2 separate regions of the Homo sapiens genome follow, and region 2 is linked to region 1. Evidence: chromatin loops called from intact Hi-C (ENCODE). Cell type or tissue: PC-3. All regions are shown on one strand.

Region 1 (2,500 bases):
AACTTCCCCACATAAACTGATTGTACCATAATAATTTTCACTATTTTCTTTGTTATATATTTAAACAAGCTAGGTCCTTCACAGATTTTTTCCCCCTTAAGATTAAATGTAATATAAGTCTAAACTCAGTCCACATACCCATTATATCAAAGAATTCATCTAAAGCACTATGCAATGCTGGGAACTTGTCTCTGTGTTCTTCTAGCAGCCATATTAAACAACGGGCTTCCTTCAATGATGCTGGCTCAGAGAAATAATCAAGTTGCTTTCCTTCTATAGAGTCTAGTTTGTGACCATATTTCTCATTCCAGAGGAAAGTCATGATACTAAAATCAAGCAGTTTAAGAGATGCTCCATAACGAGAAAAGAAAGTTCCTGTGGCATCTAAGCCTGTAATAAAAACAAAACCCAAATCAGAAGAGGAGGGAAATTATTTACTGTAAAATCACATTTAGTTTCACATCTCTGAAAGCAGCTGATTATAGTTTGCTTATATTCTCAGCAAAAACATTTAAATAGTTGAGAACAGATTCGTTCAAGCTATTGGGCATTTTAGAAACACCATTTAACATTGTTAGGCTAATTATAATAATTCTTGTCTATTAGATTTGAATAATGTGGGCCAAAGCCTTCTACTATCATAGTTACCTTTATTAGACCTAGGAGATGAAAGTATAGCATTAAATTCCTTTAAAAATATAACAATGAGGCCAGGTATGGTGGCTTAGGCCCGTAACCCCAGCACTTTGGGAGGACAAGGCTGGAAGATCACTTGAGCCAGGAGTTCAATACCAGCCCTGGCAACATAGCAAGACCCCTATCTTTACAAAAAAAAAAAGAGTTAGCCAGGCATGGTGGTAAATGCCTGTAGTCCCAGCTACTTGGGAGGCTGAGGTGGGGGTACTGCTTGAGCCCAGGACTTCAAAGCTACAGTGAGCTATGACGGCGCCACTGCACTCCAGCCTGGGTGATGGGGCAAGACCCTATCTCTAAAAAAAAAAACAAACCCAAACAATGTTTTCACTAATTCATAAAGACTTTCATTCCAATTAGTATAAACTAGCAAGATTTTATGATTCTTTATATGGATTCCATAGTAATAAAACATCAACAATATGCAGAATCTTCCCAAATGTGTCTAAAAGAGGAAATGGGTAAACCCATTCCCCAACACCTAAAATAACATTCCTTATTCCCCAAAATGTGGGTCCTCACCCCTCTCTACAAAAATCAAGGTGGTCAGTATGCCTACTTTTATTCTCCACTCTCCAAATTAGAAAACAGGTGACTACAATCTCATACAGACTCCTACTGAAATGACGGTGAAGCCCCACTCCTGATGAACAGCCAGCAAAAAGGAGCTCTGTCCAGTTTCTCCATCATGCCTCTAATATAAAACGGTCACTTCTTCCGAGGGCCTTAGTCAACAAATGAAGTCAACAAATGAAGCAGAGATTGCTCAGAGTCAAAATTATCCTAGACTGCTTGCTTCTGGATTAAAGAGTTAGCTTGCAGAGATCATGTTGCAGGAAAATTAGGATCTTTAAACACCAGAATAAGGGACCATGTAGAATACTCACACAATAAAAGATTTATGAGAGCCCAATGAAAAAATAGCACATTCCCGTTCCCTATCCACGTCAGAGCTTGTGGTCAGTGAGGGGAATGCAGGCAGGCAGTGTTCACTATTGGGATGTTAAATTTATCTCACTAGTGCTCTATTATTTCTCTCTCTCCCTCCCTCCTTTCCTCCTTTCCTCCCTTCATCTTTTGCTGAACATAAAAACTGGACCTCTCTTATGGTAAATATGTGCATGATGTAAGTCCACCCAATAGTCGTTTTATTGAAGAAAATTCCAGGAAATGAAAACTGCTTTACTTACTATTTAAGTAAGTGTGCATTTTACTTCAGGACTGTAGTAACAGCCTTACTAATTAACATGCTTGAACTCATTTCACAACTTTAAATAAAAATTGCTACTTTAAATAGTATACATATATCCTTATTAAAATGATACCTTTAATCTACAGAATAAACATGGATTATATCGACCGGGCGCGGTGGCTGACGCCTGTAATCCCAGCACTTTAGGAGGCCGAGGTGGGCAGATCACGAGGTCAGGAGATCAAGACCATCCTGGCTAACACGGTGAAACCCCGTCTCTACTAAAAATACAAAACATTAGCCAGGCGTGGTGGCAGGCACCTGTAGTACCAGCTGCTCGGGAGGCTGAGGCAGGAGAATGGCGTGAACCCGGGAGGCGGAGCTTGCAGTGAGCCGAGATCGCGCCGCTGCACTCCAGCCTGGGCAACAGAGCGACACTCTGTCTCAAAAAAACAAACAAACAAACAAAAAAAACACATGGTTTATATCAAAAGACATGTTCACCCTTTCCTGCCAGTGAGCTGGAGGGCTCAAGTGCTGCATTTACCTGAATGAACAGTGGCTGGCAGTCTTGACCGTGTAGCATAACCCAGGCAAACCTATTTCTCCAGTCCT
Region 2 (2,500 bases), 150 kb after region 1:
TTCAGCACACCTTTATCCACTTTAAAAACCTTACCCCACAAACATATGCAGCTTTAAAAGTTTTATGCCAGGCAGGGCGCAGTGGCTCACGCCCGTAATTACCAGCACTGTGGGAGGCGGAGGCAGGAGCATCACGATCTGAGGTCAGGAGTTCGAGACCAGCCTGGCCAACATAGTGAAACCCCCGTCCCTACTACAAATACAAAAATTAGCCGGGCGTGGTGGCGCACGCTTGTAATCCCAGCTACTTGGAGGCTGAGGCAGGCGAATCGCTTGAACCTGGGAGGCAGAGGCTGCAGTGAGCTGAGATTGCAGTGAGCTGAGACTGCACCATTGCACTCCAGCCTGGGCGACAAGAGCGAAACTCCGCCTCAAAAAAAAAAAATGCCATAAATATCCTGATTGTTTTCCAAAAGGATCCTTTGTCTGCTGAGGGAAATGTCTAAATATTCACATTTTATAATGAAACACGAGAACAGAAATGTGCACAACGCAAGCACTGCGTTTAACATATGTGCGAGTGTGTTTTCCTATGAGCCTGAGGACTGACAGGTGCAGAGAGGCTTTCAGTGGGGGTCAGCCTTCTCCTCCCCGTTCGAGTCTCTGACCGGGCTAGGGCTAAGAAGTGGGAGCCTGGCAGATAGGGCAGGCCCAGAAGAACAAACAGTCCCTGATGTTTTCCAGGAAACTGCCTCCCTGACAGTGCCCGCAAGTGGCCAGGAGGGAAACGCAACAGAGATCAAGAAAGGTGCAGGTAGGGGAGGGAGATAGCTCCCTAAGTGTTGTAGGGGCATGAAGTGGGTGAGGGTGACCGTGCTGCTCAGAGTACAGGGCCTTGAGGCCTTCCCTCTGCTTGAGGGTTTTTTGGGTTTTATTTTTGTTTTTGAGACAGGGTCTCATTCTGTCTCCCACGCTGGAATGCAGTGTCCCGATCTCAGCTCACTGCAACCTCTGCCTCCCAGGTTCAAGCGATCCTCCTGCTTCAGCATCCCGAGTAGCTAGGATTACAGGCGCACACCACCACTGCCTGGCTAACTTTTGTATTTTTAGTAGAGACAGGGTTTCACCATGTTCGTGAGGTCAGTCTCGAACTCCTGACCTCAGATGATCCGACCGCCTCGGCCTCCCAAAGTGCTGAGATTACAGGGTGAGCCACGCGCCCGGCCTACTTGAGGTTTTATTCTAGTTTTGCTTTGCTTGCCGGGAGCCCTGGTACAGGTCACCAGGCGTTAGTCCTCTTCACCGCCACTCCAGCCAATGGCATTTTTGAGAAATACAGAAGAGGGCTTGGGAGCTGGGGAATTGTCCTGCTTTGTCGGGCGAGGGCGCTGTTGAGCAAGAAGCGTTCCTTCCCTGCGCTGGGCAGCTCTCGTCGGTGGACTGCAGGGAACCCAGGGCGGTGCACAGTACCAGAGCACAGACTGGCGCTGGTCGCTCTGCGCAACCAGCTGGGCTCTGCAAAGAGCGGGCTCCGGGCTAGGGGTGAGGATTGGCGGGCTCTACAGCCCCCAGGGAACAACCACTCTTCCCACACCCACATCCGTGGACAGAACTACTTCAGCGTGACAGGCTACCTGCTGATCAGCGAGAAAGTTAACGTTTAACATTTCTCTGCAAGTAAATTTTTCTCACAAACGGCCTTATCAAAACAGAAAACAAAACCCAAAACCATCTGTCTTACTTAGGGAGCGTGCTATCGTATTTTTATTCCTGCAAGAAACTGATAGGCTCCACATCCATTTCATTTAAAAGAAAACTGGATAATTGTAAACATCTATATTCTCACACAAGCACCTTTAAATTTTATGTTTAAGAACTAAGTTTGAATGCAAAAGAAGGGATTTTACATTATTTAGATATATGTATAAATAATCGGGGACTAAAAATCATCTCTTGTTAATTGATTTATCTTTTATCTGCTTCCTTCTTTGAAGTAAATTAAAATTCCCAATATTCAGATTAATTTAATAAAGTCGTGTAAATATCAAAATACGGTGAAGGTCTGTTTTCCCACAATCAAGTTTTCTTACCATATTACAAATAACTGCACGTTAGTCCATATAACACGTGTTACGTAAATTCAATACATGGTCTTTCCCAGCCTAATTCTTCAGTGTTTTAAGAGTCATCAAAAAAAAAAAAATTAAGTAAAAGTCATCAATTTATATTTTAAAATGTAACAAAGGAAAGGTAAATTCTATGAAAGCAAGTCATTACATCAGTAAGTATAAAGCAACTGAGTTACCAATGCAGAGTAACAAAAGAATGGTGGAGGTCATTAATCTTGCCCACAAAGCCCTCTGCTTGAGTGTATTTGCTCAGACAACATGAGATACCCCAGGAGTGCTTGACGGGGCTGAAAGTGCTTCAGAAAGGGCCAGACGCGGGGTGGGGGCTTTTAACGGCAACTCTGGGCACCTCAGATGGGGCTCAGTCCTATTTGCTCTGTGGCACCGGCCCAACGCTAATGGTGCTCTAAGCTTTTCTCCAAGGCAAGCGA

Evidence for each region. A loop is a pair of places that touch in the nucleus more often than their neighbours do. Peaks named below come from ENCODE experiments on the same cell type or tissue, not always from the same donor. Only the 100,000 strongest peaks of a DNase experiment are listed, where the experiment ranks them.
Region 2: a loop joins it to region 1, with 10 times the contacts of the local background. A loop is called at or near these places in 1 of 110 quality-filtered maps.

The regions. Positions count from the first base shown.
Region 1 is chr21:37,154,545-37,157,044 of GRCh38, reverse strand. TTC3 (tetratricopeptide repeat domain 3) reads right to left here. Exons shown (of 46, transcript NM_001330683.2): 28 at 139-390. Among named protein-coding and RNA genes, the nearest start is that of TTC3-AS1, 38 kb to the left of the region's middle. In PC-3, a CTCF peak has its summit at 1,515; a DNase peak (open chromatin) is centred at 1,564; H3K27ac peaks cover 1,795 bases.
Region 2 is chr21:37,008,878-37,011,377 of GRCh38, reverse strand. The region is part of intron 2 of RIPPLY3 (ripply transcriptional repressor 3); the gene reads right to left. Among named protein-coding and RNA genes, the nearest start is that of RIPPLY3, 3.4 kb to the right of the region's middle. RefSeq lists an enhancer at 1,225-1,284. In PC-3, a CTCF peak has its summit at 1,322; a DNase peak (open chromatin) is centred at 1,327; H3K4me3 peaks cover 1,155 bases.